2 separate regions of the Homo sapiens genome follow, and region 1 is linked to region 2. Evidence: read pairs that join two places in POLR2A ChIA-PET (ENCODE). Cell type or tissue: IMR-90. All regions are shown on one strand. Each heading gives the region's core, and the rest is flanking DNA. Links, peaks and the distances in the headings are about the cores only.

Evidence for each region. ChIA-PET counts read pairs that join two places held together with the same protein. Peaks named below come from ENCODE experiments on the same cell type or tissue, not always from the same donor. Only the 100,000 strongest peaks of a DNase experiment are listed, where the experiment ranks them.
Region 1: POLR2A ChIA-PET joins it to region 2 with 13 read pairs; 25 of 35 experiments call an interaction of 5 or more read pairs at or near these places.

Annotation. Positions count from the first base shown.
Region 1 is chr6:36,523,141-36,531,475 of GRCh38, reverse strand. It overlaps STK38 (serine/threonine kinase 38), which reads left to right. Exons shown (of 14, transcript NM_007271.4): 3 at 5,834-5,885; 4 at 7,013-7,135. Among named protein-coding and RNA genes, the nearest start is that of STK38, 20 kb to the left of the region's middle. In IMR-90, for the core only: no CTCF peak of the experiment used is centred there; no DNase peak of the experiment used is centred there.
Region 2 is chr6:36,605,667-36,614,001 of GRCh38, reverse strand. No RefSeq gene overlaps it. Among named protein-coding and RNA genes, the nearest start is that of MIR3925, 13 kb to the left of the region's middle. RefSeq lists a silencer at 644-844. In IMR-90, for the core only: no CTCF peak of the experiment used is centred there; no DNase peak of the experiment used is centred there; H3K27ac peaks cover 722 bases.

The DNA.
Region 1 (8,335 bases), core at 119-8,118, 82 kb after region 2:
TTTTTCATTAAAAAACAATGTTTTAGATAATTCATAGCAGTTTGAAATCAAATCTGAAGAAACCGGCATTTCTTTTTACAAAACATTTTCAGTTGTTTCTTTTCTTCATGAATACTAGTTAGGTGGATTAATTAAAACCATAAACACCTAATTTAATAGGTAATAATGGTAAGCTTTTTTCTTCCCAAATCAAACAAAGTCTTTCATACATTTTACTGAGAATTTCTATGTTCTGCAACTCCTCTTAGATTTTCTCATCTATGTTTTCTTAACTGGAGAAATTCCTCATTTGGTCTTATCTAATACTAAGTAGAAATATGTGATTATTATTAGTGATCCAGTGTCAGTTTTATTTAAGCCTCAAGAATGAGTAAGTCCAGACCTCCTGATGTTCTTCACTGACCAGATATCAAACCAGAGTGTAGAACTGAAGTAATTTGTTGAGATTTTAAAGAATCTGTGTAGTGTTAATTTTAGGGTATTTCTGGCTGGGTACAGGGGCTCACACATGTAATCCCAGCACTTTGGGAGGCCGAGGTGGGTGGATCACTTGAGGTCAGGGGCTCAAGACCAGCCTGTGCAACATGATGAAACCCCGTGTCTACTAAAAGTACAAAAATTAGCCACACATGGTGGCATATGCCGGTAATCCCAGCTACTCGGGAGGTTGAGGCACAAGAATCACCTGAACCCGGGAAGCAGAGGTTGCAGTGAGCCGAGATTGTGCCATGCACTCCAGCCTGGGTAACAGAGCTAGACTCTTGTCTCCAAAAAAAAAAAAAAAGAAAAGAAAAGAAAAAAAGGAAAAAGGCCGGGTGTGGTGGCTCACGCCTGTAATCCCTGTACTTTTTGAGAGGCCAAGGTGGGTGGATCACTTGAGGTCAGGAGTTCGAGACCAGACTGGCCAACATGGTGAAACCCCATCTCTCCTAAAAATACAAAAATTAGCTGGGCGTGGTGGTGGGCACCTGTAATCCCAGCTATCCGGGAGGCTGAGGCAGAAGAATCACTTGTACCCGGGAGGCAGAGGTTGCAGTGAGCCGAGATAGTACCACTGCACTTCAGCCTGGGTGACAGAGTAAGACTCTTGTCTCAAAAAAAAAAGTATTTATTAGACATTTTCTGAATTTTAATCATGGAGATGTAATCACAGCCCTTTCCCCTCCCCCTCCGCTCCCCTCTTCTCTTCCTGACAGAATCTCGATCTGTCGCTCCTCTTCTCTTCTCTTTTCTTTCTGACAGAATCTCGCTCTGTCACCCAGGCTGGAGTGCAGTGGCACGATCTCAGCTCACTGCAACCTCTGCCTCCCAGGTTCCAGAGATTTTCCTGCCTCAGCCTCCTGAGTAGCTGGGATTACAGGCACGTGCCACCACGCCCGGCTAATTTTTGTATTTTTAGTAGAGATGGGGTTTCACCATGTTGGCCAGGCTGGTGTCCAACTCCTGGCCTCAGGCGGTGTGCGAGCCTCAGCCTCCCAAAGTGCTGGGATTACGGGTGTGAGCCACCATGCCTGGCCCTATTTCTGTTAAATACACTATTTTTCCTGGTTTTCAGTGTCTCACCAAAATACTGTCTGTTTTCAATTAGGGTGGAATAGCCCTATTCTCTCATCCCTGCTACCTCCAAATCAGGCTATGCCAAGAGGGGACCCTAAATTAGATTAGAAAAGGGGGCTAATTGTAAGTAGTAGTCATGAATGTGTCTGCACATTGCTATACATTCTGACTTTTTAAAATTTAGCAGCATACATTTAGAAAGTAGCTGTGTACAAAGCACTATTCTTAGTGGACATAGGGAATTCAGATATAGTCCCTGCCTTCAGAAGGACTTACCACTCTCTCATATAAGAAATGAACACACACGCAACTAAATGGAACACATGGAAGGCATCACTGGGGTGAGGCTGGATATGGCCTCTAAGTGTGAAAGTGGCTTCGTCTCTCTCCTAGGGTTCTGGTTTTGAACATTGGAATTGAAGGGAAGAGTGGCTCCACCAAGGGCTGGAGTGTTAGTTAACCTGGCACTGCTACCAGAGAACATGCCTGTGTGGAGAGTCCTGCTATTCTTTTTCATTATGAACAATTTTAAACATAGGTGGAATAATATAGTGACCCCGTTTCAATATATTCATCCCTCAGATTTAATAATTTTAGGGCTTTGGTACATTTTCTTCATCTATCCCATTTTGTTTTTTCTTGCTATTGTGTTTTAAGGTAAATTCCAAACATCTGTCATTTTAATCCTACATACTGTCAAGTATGCATTTCCAAAAATATGGCCATTTTCTTGCATAATGCAAATGCCACCATGAATCTAACCAAGTTAACAGTAATTCCTTTGATGTCATCTCACAGAGGATGTCATTTTTAAGTCTCATTTCAGGCTGTCCTTGCTGTTTTTGGTGTCCTCAAGGTCTTTGTGGACCTGGTCCTAATTGTTATCATGGATAGGCTTTTTTTTTCTGGATACTTTCTCTAATGAAATAATCTGATTGTGTTCAAGGAGTTAACTTCACTCTCAGGCAGGTATTCTGCAACCAATTTAATTACACTTCAGTAAACCTGTGGAAAACCTCTTAGTTTGTATTTAGGTTTAAAATATAATTAGAAGGAGCCACTTTTGTGACACAGTGGATAGTGCATTGGACTGGTAGCCCATTCTGATGTAGTCATTCAAAAACGTGTAGTCAGGACGTATGATGGTGTTTAGTACTCAAGGCACAAAAAGAGCTGACCACAGCTGTGTTCTTAGAGCTTTTGCCTAGCATGTTATGCTTTGACTTTTCTTGTTCTTCTCTGCTTCAACTACCTAACCACTTGCAATGGAATTAATTTACACTCCCGAAACTACTAAGAGTACAGCCTTTTCTCTCTAATACATGTGCACGCATAGATGCACATGTATCCCAAAATATTCTGGGAACTGGGAGAACTGTTCGTGTTCCTCTCTCTGTTTCCTGTCTTGATTAGTGGCATCATATCCCTCTAGACAGGAAATTCTAAGGTTTTTCTCTTGACTCCTATTGCCAGTTGGTCATATTTGCAATAGCTCTATTCACTTCATTCTAGTTTTCCTGCCCTAGTTCCAGATCTTTACTGTACATCTGAATCATTACAATAACTCTCAACTAGCCTCTTTCTCAGTTGCTTTCCCTGCCAGTCCATCAGATCCTCATTACTGCTGGTTACCATTCTAAAATAGAAATCTTATCACATCACTCCTTTGCACACAAGCCTCTTTTAGCACTCAGTTGTCTACAGAATGAGATCCAACCTTCTTGGTGTGGCATTTGTAGTGCTGTGTGCGTCAGCCACAATGGACTACATGCTATTTCTGCAGCATACTGTACACTCTTTTTTTTTTTTTGAGATGGAGTCTCGCTCTGTTACCGAGGCTAGAGTGCAGTGGTGCGATCTCGGCTCACTGCAAGCTCCGCCTCCTGGGTTCACAACATTCTCCTGCCTCAGCCTCCCGAGTAGCTGGGACTACAGGCGCCGGCCACTACACCTGGCTAATTTTTTTTTTTTTTTTGTATTTTTAGTAGAGATGGGGTTTCTCTGTGTTAGCCAGGATGGTCTCGATCTCCTGACCTCGTGATCTGCCTGCCTCAGCCTCTCAAAGTGCTGGGATTACAGGCGTGAGCCACCGCACCTGGCCAGCATACTGTAGTCTTATCCTTCTTTGCTCTGTTTGTACACATTGCCTGTTTATCTGGAATGCTGATGAGTGGTGGAGGAGAGATTCTAGCCCATGTGCTTTCATTTATTGTGCTGAATAAATGAAGGTTCTGTGGAATTGGTTGTAAGGAAGTTTTACTTGCTTCTTTTAGTTTTATGAGACTATAGATCAAAAACATTACTGCATGTACTTTCTAAAGTTCAGTATTCCAAAAGTTTGATGTCTGAAGGTTTTTTTTTTCTTTGAGGCAGAGTCTCACTCCGACATCTGAGCTGGAGTGCACTGGTGTGCTCTCGCCTCACTGCAACCTCTGCCTCCCAGGTTCAAGTGATTCTTGTGCCTCAGCCCCTCCCAAGTAACTGGGATTACAGGCACCTGTCACTATGCCCAGCTAATTTTTATATACATATATGTGTGTGTGTGTGTGTGTACTAATATATATACATATATTACATATATGTGTGTGTATATATATGTGTGTATATATACGTATATACATATGTGTATATGTATATATGTATACATGTGTACATATATACATATGTATACATGTGTATATACATATAAATATATATATATATACATATATTTTTTTTTTTTTTTTTGAGACGGAGTCTTGCTCTGTCACCCAGGCTGGCATGCAGTGGCGTGATCTTGACTCACTGCAACCTCTGCCTCCCAGGTTCAGGCAATTCTTCTGCTTCAGCCTCCTGAGTAGCTGGGACTACAGGCGCTCGCCACCACGCCTAGCTGATTTTTGTATTTTTAGTAGAGACAGGGTTTTACTATGTTGGCCAGGCTGGTTTCGAACTCCTGAATTTATGATCCACCCTCCTCAGCCTCCCAAAGTGCTGGGATTACAGGCGTGAGCCACCACGCCCGGCCTTTTTGTTTTTTTTGAGACAGGGTCTCACTCTGTCACCCAGGCTGGAGTGCAGTGAGTGGTGTGATCTCTGCTCACTGCAGCCTCCACCTCCTGGGTTCAAGTGATTCTCCTGTCTCAGCTTCCCAAGTAGCTGGGATTACAGGGTATGCCACCATGCCTGGCTAATTTTTGCATTTTTAGTACAGACCAGGTTTCACCATGTTGGCCAGTCTGGTCTCGAACTCCTGACATCAAGTGATCCACCCGCCTCGGCCTCCCAAAGTGTTGGGGTTACAGGCGTGAGCCACTGCACCTGGCCTAATTTTTATATTTTTAGTAGAGATGGGGTTTCACCATGTTGGCCAGGCTGGTCTTGGACTCCTGACCTCAAGTGACCCATCTGCCTCACCTCCCAAAGTGCTGGGATCACAGGCGTGAGCTACCACACCCAGCCTGATATATGGAGTTTTGATAGTGGTGCCAGTCACCTTTTTGATCACTTTTTCCCCTTAAATTTCCAAATTCTGCTTTTAACTTTGTTGTTTGTTACCCTTTCCTCATGGCAGGGAAGAGGAGGAAGATGCAGAAATAAAGGAAGTAGACTTCAGTCAGAGAGAGGGAAAGAAACAGCATGATATAAGAGTTTATCAAATACCAGCTGTTTTGTGGTTTGGTAAGGAGGAAATAACTGGAAAAAAAAAAAAAAAAAAACACCCAAAACCAAGAGAGGACATTTTTTTGAAACAAGAGTCTTTGTTGCATTAACATCTTAGACAGTCTTTTAAAAAATGTAGACCTAAGGGCGGGGCATGGTGGCTCACACCTGTAATCGCAACACTTTGGAAGGTCAGGCTGGAGTTTGAGACCAGCCTGGGCAATATAATGAGACCTCATTTCTACAAAAAATTTAAAAATTAGCCAGGTATGGTGGCACGCGCCTGTAGTCCTAGCTACTTGGGAGGCTGAGGTGGGATTGCTTGAGCCTGTGAGGTGGAGATTTCAGTGAGCTGAGATTGCGCCACTGCATTCTAGCCTGGGTGACAGAACAAAACTCTGTCTCCTCTCCTCGCAACCTGCCCCCCTCCCCCCGCCAAAAAAAAGTAGGCCTAACAAAGGATGGAAATCTTTTTACTTGTCTTAGTAACTTAATTTTTTTTGTTTTAATGAGACATTTTGAGATTTACCTGTTTGTGTCATTTTTAAAAATCTACTACAGTATTAAGTTACAGAATTTTCAGAAAGTTATCATTCAGATGTGATTTCATGTCTTTTGTTTTTGTTTGTTTTAGACAAAAGAAGTTAGAAAAGGTGATGGAAGAAGAAGGCCTAAAAGATGAGGAGGTAATTAATATTGGCAATGTTTTCCTTAAAACCCAGCGTGGCAGGTTGTATCTTGTCCAGTGAGTTGTTAGCCTTGGTACACATGAGAAGGGTTTTGGCTCAATAACAGAGGAACTTGAGGGGTAGTGTGCTTCCGGATTTGGGTGTTAATTCAGAGGGACAGATTAATTATTAAGTACCTAGGAGAGGAAGGCTTCTCTAGATGCAGTTATAGTAAACTAGATTTAGAATTCCAAGAGAAAGCAGGGATGAAATCAAATTAAATTTTAAAAGAGCAAGTTGTAGCATTTTTATAGAATTCACTGAAAAGTCTCCGTAGGAGTAGGGCAAATTTTTGAAATATTTATTTATTTTACTTTTTCTGGGATACATACGTGTGCTGAACATGCAGGTTTATTACATAGGTATATATGTGCCATAGTGGTTTGCTGCACCTATCAACCTGTCATCTAGGTTTTAAGCTCCGCATGCATGAGGTATTTGTCCTAATGCTCTCCCTCCCTTTCCCCCCATGCCCCGACAGGCCCCGGTGTGTCATGTTCCTGAAATCTTTATTAAGGCAAAATATCCATCTCAAATCAGCCCTTCCACCCAGTGCCCACAGATACAGTAGGAGAAAATATAGTTAACAAGGGACTGTGCAAGGAACTGAAATGGTAGTGGAAATGCCTTCAAAAATAGGACTGGCTTGCAGAACCCAGGACGGTGGTGAAAAATACCCAATACTTGTAGAAATAACAGAAAGTTAGAGTATACAGTGTTTAAGCCAGAGGGAAAGATAAGAACACATTTTTAATTTATATTAAACAGGATAAAGGAAAATATTGTTGATTATTTATCCCTCCCTTCACCAAAAATGTTAGGATAGTGGATTGCTGAAGTAGGTTAGTCAGAGTTCCCAGAGGAGGCACCCATCTGTTCAGTGTGGCTTGGATGTTGTGTCTAAATGCCAGGAAAGGGAGAAGTGACCTCTTAAGGATCCTTCTGGGGTGATTTCATATGTGAAAAGATTATCCTTAGTCCACTTGGACCTGTTTTCTAGCTGGGTAAGTCACAAACATGACTTGTTACAGAGTTTCAGAATTTCAGTTCCTTCCCGTCTCCTCCCTTTTTTATTTAAATATTAGAAACGACTCCGGAGATCAGCACATGCTCGGAAGGAAACAGAGTTTCTTCGTTTGAAGAGAACAAGACTTGGATTGGAAGATTTTGAGTCCTTAAAAGTAATAGGCAGAGGAGCATTTGGTGAGGTAAAAATCACAGCTACTTGTCAAGTAGAAAAATATTGCAAAACTTCAAAGCTTCTAACATACCATTAAGTCATGATTGTTGATATAACAAATATATGGAATTAAATGAGTCAGGCATGCCAGCCCCACATCCTAATTGCTTTGTCTGTCTGCTTTCTCTTTTTCTTCTCTCCGCAGTCCCAGATCTCTGTTCTCTGTTTTGCCAGAGATGGTGTTGGTGTTTAAATATTGACTTAGGGGGAGAGTTGAAAGGTAGAAGGAAATCAACATTTATTATTTACAGGCTGCTTTTTTCCCATAATCAGGACAGTAACCCATTTTATAGATGGTGAAATTAAGACTCTAAAGGTATATATAATGTCTCTTGTTATCACACAGCCATTGAGTACTGGGACCAAAAGTTGGGCTCTACTTCCTGAACTCAAAGAGCTTGCTTTTCCCAGTACTGCACTGCCTCTCGAGAAGGAAACTAATAGTGTATCTCCACCCTTTATTTCTCCCCACCAGATTGATACAGCTCTAAAAAGATGACCCTAGGAGGGAGGATTTACAGAAAGGAGTTATATAGGTAGTGGTGGAGAGTTGAAAGCATTTGCGACTTTGTCCCCGCAATTCTTGGAAATGATCCTGCTTGGGCACAAGAGCAATCTGTTGGGGAGAGCTTGAAAGAGCCCATGCAAGGTCATTCCTGTTAATGAAAAATGCCCAAACTGGATGACCTACTGACGCAATAATTGCAAGTATAAAAGGAGCAGTATATTATTAAAACCTGGTACCCCGGGGCCAGGCACGGTGGCTCACTCCTGTAATCTCAGCACTTTGGGAGGCCAAGGCGGGCGGATCACAAGGTCAGGAGTTCGAGACCAGCCTGACAACATGGTGAAACCTTGTCTCTACTAAAAATAGAAAAATTAGCCGGGTGTGGTGGCACGTGCCTGTAATCCCAGCTACTCAGGAGGCTGAGGCAGGAGAATTGCTTGAACCCAGGAGGCAGAGGTTGCAGTGAGCCGAGATTGCACCATTGCACTCCAGCCTGGGTGACAGAGCAAGACTCCATCTCAAAAAAAAAAAAAAACAAAAAACCTGGTACCCCGGGGAAATGTGAATAGTATTCAGAGGCACAGGTGATAGATTGATCCCTCAGTGTTCAGAATTCCTATTGGCTTCTTGAAAGAGGGAAAAGTATAGTACCACCTCTGA
Region 2 (8,335 bases), core at 333-8,332:
CCAAGATCGCACCACTGCACTCCAGCCTGGGTGACAGAATGAGACTCTGTCTCAAAAAAAAAAAAAAAAAAATTAGCCAGGCATAGTTGTGTGGGCCTGTAGTCCCAGCTATTCAGGAGGCTGAGGCAGGAGGATCACTTAAGCCCAGGAATGCTTACAATCATATAAGCCTTCAGCCACATAACCTTGCTGGTGGAGGGTCTTCCCTCAGTGTTGATGGCTGCTGACTGATCAGGATTGTGGTCGCTGAAGGCTGGAGTGGCTGTGGCAATTTCTTAAAATAAGACAATAATGAGGTTTGCCGCATTAACTGACTCTTGTTTTCACAAGATGTCTCTGTAGTATCTGATGCTATATGATAGCATTTTGCCCACAGTAGAACTTCTTTCAAAGTTGGAGTCAATGCTCTGAAACTCTGCCATTGCTTTTTCAACTAAGTTTATGCAATATTCCAAATCTTTTGTTGTCATTTCAACAATGTGTGCAGCACCTTCAGCAATAGATTCCATCTCAAGAAACCACTCTTTGCTCATCCATTGAAACAAGTCTTCATTCGTTCAAGTTTTATCATGAGATTACAGCAATTCCGTCACATCTCTACGCTCCGTTTTTAGTTCTCTTGCTGTTTTTTCCACCACATCTGTCATTACTTCCTCCACTGCAGTCTCAAACCCCTCAGTCATCCATGTGGGTTGGAATCAACTTCTTCCAAACTGCTAATGTTGATATTTTGACCACCTCCCATGAATCGCATGTGTCGTTAATGACATGTAAAGCAGTGAATCCTTTCCAAAAGATTTTCAATTTACTTTGCCCAGATCCATCAGAGGAATAAATATCTATAGCAGTATAGCCTTATGAAATGTATTTCTTAATAAGACGTGAAAGCTGAAATGACTCCTTGATCCACCGGCTGCAGAGTGGATGTTGTGTTTGCAGGTATGAAACTACTAATCTCCCTGTACATCTCCAGCAGAGCTCTTGGGTAACCAGGTGTATTGTAAATGAGCAGTAATATTTTGAAAGAAATCTTTTTTGAGCAGGTCTCAATAGTAGGCTTAAAATATTCAGTAAACCTGGCTGGGCACGGTGGCTGACACCTGTAATCCTAGCACTTTGGAAGGCTGAGGCAGGCGATCACTTGAGGTCAGGAGTTCAAGACCAGCCTGGCCAACACGGTGAAACCTCACCTCTACTAAAAATACAAAAAATTAGTCGGGCGTGGTGGCAAGCGCCTGTAATCCCAGCTACTTGGGAGGCTGAGGCAGGAGAATCGCTTGAACCTGGGAGGCAGAGGTTGCAGTGAGCCGAGATAGCACCACCGCACTCCAGCCTGGGCGACAGAGCAAGACTCCTGTCTGAAAAAAAAAGAAAAAAAGAAAAAAAAACAGTAAACCATCCTATAAACAGATGGGCTGTCACCCAGGCTTCGTTCCATTTATAGGGCACAGGCAGAGTAAATTCAGCACAATTAAGGGTCTTGGGAATTTCAGAACAATAAATGAGCATTGGCTTCCACCAGCTGCCTCAGTCCTCAACGAGTTAGCCTGGGCGGGGCATAGAAGCTCCACGCCTGCAATCCCAGCGGAGTTCAGGAGTTTGTAAAGATGGGGTCTCACCAGACTGGTCTCCTGGGCAACATGGTGAGACCCAATCTCTACAAAAAAATTTTTACAAATCAGCTGAGCATGGTGGCGCGTGCCTGTGGTCCCAGCTACTTGGGAAGCTGAGGCAGGAGAATCGCTTGAGCCCAGGAGGTTGAGCCGTGTTTGTGCCACTACACTCCAGCCTGGGCCACAGAGCAAGAGCCTGTACCAAAAGCAAAACAAAAAATCAAGAGTAAGACTGTCCTTTGAAGCTTTGAAACCAGGCGTTGGCTTCCCCTCTCTAGCTATGAAAGTCCCAGATGGCATCTTGTTCCAATGGAAGGCTTTTTTCTACAATGAAAATGTTTAGTGTAGTCACCTTCATCCATTATCTTAGGTAGATCTTCTGGATAACTTGCAGCTTCTACATCAGCACTTGCTGCTTCACCTTGCACTTTTTGTTTTTTTGTTGTTGCTGTTGGTCTTTGTTTTTGTTTTTGTTTTTGAGACAGAGTCCTGCTCTGTCACCCAGACTGGAGTGTAATGGTGTGATCTTGGTTCACTGCAACCTGTGCCTCCTGGCTTCAAGCAATTCTCTCCTGCCTTGGCCTCCCAAGTAGCTGGGATTACAGGTGTCCACCATCATGTCCGGCTAATTTTTGTATTTTTAGTAGAGACGGTGTTTTGCCATGTTGGCTAGGCTGATCTCAAACTACTGACCTCAGATGATCCGCCCACCTCGGCCTCCCAAAGTGCTAGGATTACAGGCCTGAGCCACCATGCCCAACCTGACTTACATCTTATAGCACACTCATATCTGATATTTACATACAGAACGTTTATTTTATAAACTGCTTTTCTTGTATTTTTATATTATTGTTAAGGCTTTGCATTTCTATAATCCATATAGAAAATGGATCTCACTTCAGAAGAGTCAAGGGTCATTACCAATTTTTTTTTTTTTTTTTAACAAAAAAGGGGCCCATGTCTGATAAGTCAAGACCACTTGTCCTCTCTGAGCTTCTTGAGTAATGGGAGATAATTCCAACGTCACAAGGTTGATGAAAAAAAGCACCATTCATGTGCCTGGCATCTATTTATTCCACTTCAGTTTTCTTCCTATCTGGTTGTCTACTTTTGCTCTCCTACACCTTGCTCAGGGGATATCCCCAGTACTGGCAATATGAGTGTGTTTAATAAAGGAGCAAAGGAAAGCATTTTCTGGTGACAAGTCTCATCTGGCTGTTCGGTGACACCAAGGCACATGCCCAGGAAACTGGTAGTTTCCAGTCTGGCACCACAGCCTCTAGAGAAACAGAACCAGGGCACCTTTCCCAGCAAGTTTATGGAGAAAAAACAGGGATGGGCAGGTATCATCAGGAAGCAGGGTCCCAGGCTGAGGGCAGAGATGTGGCTTGTTTCCCTATCTAGGGATGCCTGGGGGGAATTAGGGTAAAAAGGCAAACAGCAGGTCAAGGTAGCTTATTTGGGCCAAGGTTGAAGACTGCAGCCTGAGACACTTCCAGGTTGCCTTGGAGAGTATTCCAAAGGACAGGCTCAACTTTTTACAGAAAAAAGGATGAATCAGAAGACGGGTGATTACAAAAGTTGTTCGTCAGGAATTCTCATTGGTTTACAGAAATAACACTGGTTAGTGATTGGCTATCCACTGTTGAATTACAGGACAATGGCATTTTATGGCTACTTGGCATCACAGTCTAGAACCCACATGGCAAGTGACTTCAAGAGGTAATTATTTAGCTCAAGGAGGGAGTGAAGACAGGACTGCTGTTAAATGCCTCTCTGGCCCTAATAATTTAAAAGGAATCACATTCCTCAGATTAAAAGGTGTTTTTCTTCCTTAAGACATACTGGGTCAAAGTGACAAACTGCACTTCTGTGGTATCAGAAACAGACTTTAATCTTGACTGCCCAGGCCGTAGTGCAGTGGCGCGATCTCAGCTCACTGCAACCTCTGCCTCCCAGGTTTAAGTAATTCTCCTGCCTTAGCCTCCCCTCCCCAGTAGCTGGGATTACAGGCGCGCTCCACCACGCCCGGCTTTTTTTTTTTTTTTTTTTTTTTTTAGTAGAGATGGGGTTTTGCCATGTTGGTAAAGCTGGTCTCGAACTCCTGACCTCAAATGATCCGTCCACCCGGGCCTCCCAAAGTGCTGGGATTACAAGCATGAGCCACTGCGCCCAGCCCAAGTTATTGGTTTTCTAAAGCTCCCCGTGATTCCAATGTGCAGCAAAGGGGAGAGAAAACACCATGAATACCCTGTGAAGTATATTGTTATCCCCCAACTTTTCAAACAAGGGAACTAAGAAAGTGACTTGCCCTCAGCACACAGCCAAAAAAAAAAAAAAAATTTGAACTCAAGAAAGCCTAATTTGAAAACCTATTTTAAAACAGCTATCTAGCAGTTTTAACCCACACCATCTTTCCTACCTACCTATCCCTTCAGAATCCCCTTTCTTAACATATGCCCATACTCCCTTATCCACAAATGTCCCTCTTGACCTTGGACCATTCAACTCAGTAGTCCCCCTTCCGCACTCTTCGAAATTGGACAGATTCAAAAGTGGTTGAGGAGGAGCAAGGTCAGCGGAAGCACACTCACAGCAGGCAAATTAGGGTAATTTCTGCCTGCCCAGCACCCAAAGGAGCCTTTCTTAAGCCATTACCTGAGTGCTTACTGCATGCCAACACAAGCCTGCACAGAACACCTATTATTTACTGAGCAGTGTGCTATGCTCTGTGCTGAGTGCTTTACTTGCATTACACTATATTCTTGATATTAACAATAGGGGATAGGTGCTTCCTATTATCACCATTTTAAAGATGAAAAAAATGAAATCCCAGACATTACACAATTGGCCCAAAGCCACAGAGCTGTAAGGAAGCAAGGATTCAAATCTGGGCTGCTATTTCCAAGCCTGACGGCCTTAACGTTACACTGCTCCCTATAACAAGCCCTGGATTTGCTGTTGAGGCACCAGAGCCCTGCTCTGCCACTGTGTCCCTGTGTGACCTTGAACAAATCCACTTTCTTATCTCTAAACTAATAAGAATTTGGACTATCGACTCTGAAGCCCTTTCCAGTTTATCTACACCTGGTCCTGTAACCAAGTTTATAGTTTCAGCTCCATTACCACTGGGCTGCGAAGTTAGACAACTTGCCAAGCCCCTCCGAACTTAAATCTCTTCCTCAATAAATGGAGATGATCACATTAACCTTACTACTAACACCCTTTTGAATCATTTTATTCCTGTCAACTGCTGTCATACCCAAGAGCTGGCAGTGGCTCAGGTACCAGTCTTGGATGACAGAGTAAGTAAAAACCTTTCCTTCCACCCACTTCTGTTGAGAATTAATCAAAATTACTTGAGGAAAGGAATGGAGCTTTCTTCCAGGTCAATAGACTGCCAGCTGCTGTAGAGAGCTTGTTTTTGTTTTTTGTTGTTGTTTTTGAGACAGGGCCTCACTCTGTCACCCAGGCTGGAGTGCAGTGGCACAATCTCAGCTCACTGCAACCTCTACCTCCTGGGCTCAAAGCAATCCTCCCACCTCAGCCTCCTCAGTAGCTGGGACTACAAGCACATACCACCATGCCCAGCTAATTTTTGTACTTTTTGTAGAGACGGGGTTTTGCCATGTTGCCCAGGCTGGTCTCCTGAGCTCAGGCAATCCACCTGCCTTGGGCTCCCAAAATGCTGGGAAGAAAAAGAGCTTTAATTACCAAGTAAGTGATCACTTAAATTTGTCTACTTAACTTCGACCACTATTTTTTCACCAGCAACTCAGAAATAAGACACAACAGTCTCCTAACTTGGGCTATCATTTTTAAACAAGAGCTCATGAATCTCTGGAAGAAAAAAAAAAGAGACACACAGAGAAAAAAAAGGTTTGTATACTTTTCTCTGTAAAACTGAAAAGTCCTCCCTGTTTGATGTTTTGGGTTTGTTTTTTTTTTTTGAGACAGTTTCACTCTTGTTGCCCAGGCTGGAGTGCAATGGCACGATCTCGGCTCACTGCAACCTCTGCCTCGCAGGTTCAAGCGATTCTCCTGGCTCAGCCTCCCCAGTTGCTGGGATTACAGGCATGTGCCAACATGCCCGGCTTTTTTAAGTAGAGACAGGATTTCTCCACGTTGGTCAGGCTGGTCTCAAACTCCCGACCTCACGTGATCCACCCAACTTGGCCTCCCAAAGTGCTCGGATTACAGGTGTGACCCACAGCACCTGGCCTAAGGCAGATACTTTCAATGATTCAGTTCTTAGCCCTCCTTGTCAGTGTGTTCATACTCCAACTTACAAAGCACGTGACTTCTTCCAACCTCACTCTTTGAGGCCAATTTCATGTCAAATGGATTGCTATATATTGCCAACTGAAATCTAACCAAGACTGCCAGCTCAGTAAACCTGTCCTCATTAAACTCCAAGCAGCTAGAATGAGCGAGCCAGCCATTCATCAATGCACTCTAATACTCCCAACTTCTTGGCTTTCCTGTCAGTGTTAAAGCTGGACAAGTTATCTTATACACGCTTGTTCAAATACATGGCTAAAGGAAAGTAAAAAAAAACCAATCAGATTTGGACCCACTTCAAACTTAAATAAACCCTTTTATCTCTAAATCCTAGTGCAGTTTACATTCTCAACTGTTTCTGGCTCTAAACCCCTATTTCATGATTAAGGCATTTATTTCTTCCTCTTCACCTCAGATTGGTTAGTCTCTCCTTATCATTTGAATGTGAGCTCTGGAACTGGGATGGCCAGTTGCAGTGGCTCATGCCTATAATCCCAACACTTTGGGATTACAGCCAAGGCTGGAGGGGTCCTTGAGTGCAGCCTGGGCAACAGTGAAATACCATCTTATAAAAAACAGCCTGGGGCGGGGCGCAGTGGCTCACGCCTGTAATCCTAGTACTTTGAGAGGCCAAGGCGGGCGGATCATGAGGTCAAGACATCGAGACCATCCTTGCCAATATGGTGAAACCCGTCTCTACTAAAAAATACCAAAAAATTAGCCAGGCATGGTGGTGCGCACCTGTAGTCCCAGCTGCTCAGGAGGCTGAGACAGGAGAATCACTTGAACCTGGGAGGCAGAGATTGCAGTGAGCTGAGATCACACCACTGCACTCCAGCCTGAGTGACAGAGTGAGACTCCGTCTCAAAACCAACCAACCAAAAAGAAAACTGGGGTGAAAATGAATTGTTAAAGGTCAACAGCCTAAACTTGCACTCCAGTCAAACACAAATATTATATAGATTTTTCTTTCTAGATATTGAGCTGGTGTTGTGATTTATCACTGTATCCCAGTCAGTGTTTGTATCATGGACTTTTGACATGTAGGAAAATTATGAAACAATTAAATGACAAATCAACATTCCAATTTGTATTTGTAAAATACTTTCATTGAAAACATGGGTAGTTTTATCTAAACTAAAAATAAATGTCATTATGAGATTCTGGTGGCAGCCAGCCAGCTGGATGAGGTTTTTTAAAGTTACCAGCTGCCTGAGCTTAAGATTTAGAATTGTTTCCCAAAGGAGTTATTCTTTCAAAAATGAAACTTCTAGGCCGGGCACGGTGGCTCACGCCTGTAATCCCAGCACTCTGGGAGGCCGAGGCAGGCGGATCACTTGAGGTCAGGAGTTCAAGATCAGCTTGGCTAACATGGTGAAACCCTGGCTCTACTAAAAATACAAAAAGCAGCTGGGCGTGGTGACACGCGCCTGTAGTCCCAGCTACTCGGGAGGCTGAGGCAGGAGAATTGCTTGAACCCGGGAGGCGAAGGTGGCAGTGAGCCGAGATCGAGCCACAGCACTCCAGCCTGGGTGACAAAGAGAGACTCCATCTCAAAAAAAAAAAAAAATACATAAATAACATTAAATAAAAAATAAACTTCTGTATCTCAAGACTTACATAACATTTTTTTAAAATATTCAAATATTTCCTTCTCCAAATGACCAATATAAACTTCACATCTCCACCCCACCCCCTCCCCGACCCCCCATTGCCACTGCCCAGCTCCAGGCAGCATTAGGCAACAACTTCAACAACATTCCCCTTAGCTCTACATTTTGGGGCTTTGTGAGCAAATAAAAAAACAGTGAACAACGCTAACTTGGCCAGGGAAAGGTGACTCAGGCCTGTAATCCCAGCGCTTTGGGAGGCTGAGGCAGAAGGATCGCTTGAGGAGTTCCAGACCAGCCTGAGAAACATAACCACGTCTCTTAAAAAAAGTTTTTAATTAGCTGGGCATGGTGGTGTGTGACTGTAGTCCTAGCTACTTGGGAGACTGAGGTGGGAGGAACGCTTGAGCCCAAGAAGCCAAGGCTGCAGTAAGCTATGTCACCACTGGTCTCAAAAAACAAAACAAAAACAGGAATGCTAACTTGCCCCAGATGAAATCTGAATGAAGTATATACTGAAATAAAGGTGCACAACCACAAATGAACAAGGCTTTCAAAAGAGGAGGACTCCTTCAACCTATAGACTACTTTTCTGGAAGGTTTAATTTTGCCCTGGAAATAGTATCCATCTCAGGACATTCCAAATGATTAGGGAGAAGCAAAGTATCAATGTTTTGATATTTCCACTTGCTCAAGACACATGTACTAACTTACAGTGAGGCACTACATGGCCATATTCTACATCTTTTATAGTAGAACAACTATACAATGCCTTACATCAGAAATGAGGAAAACTAAAGATTAAAACAGCAATGTTTTACACACGTATTT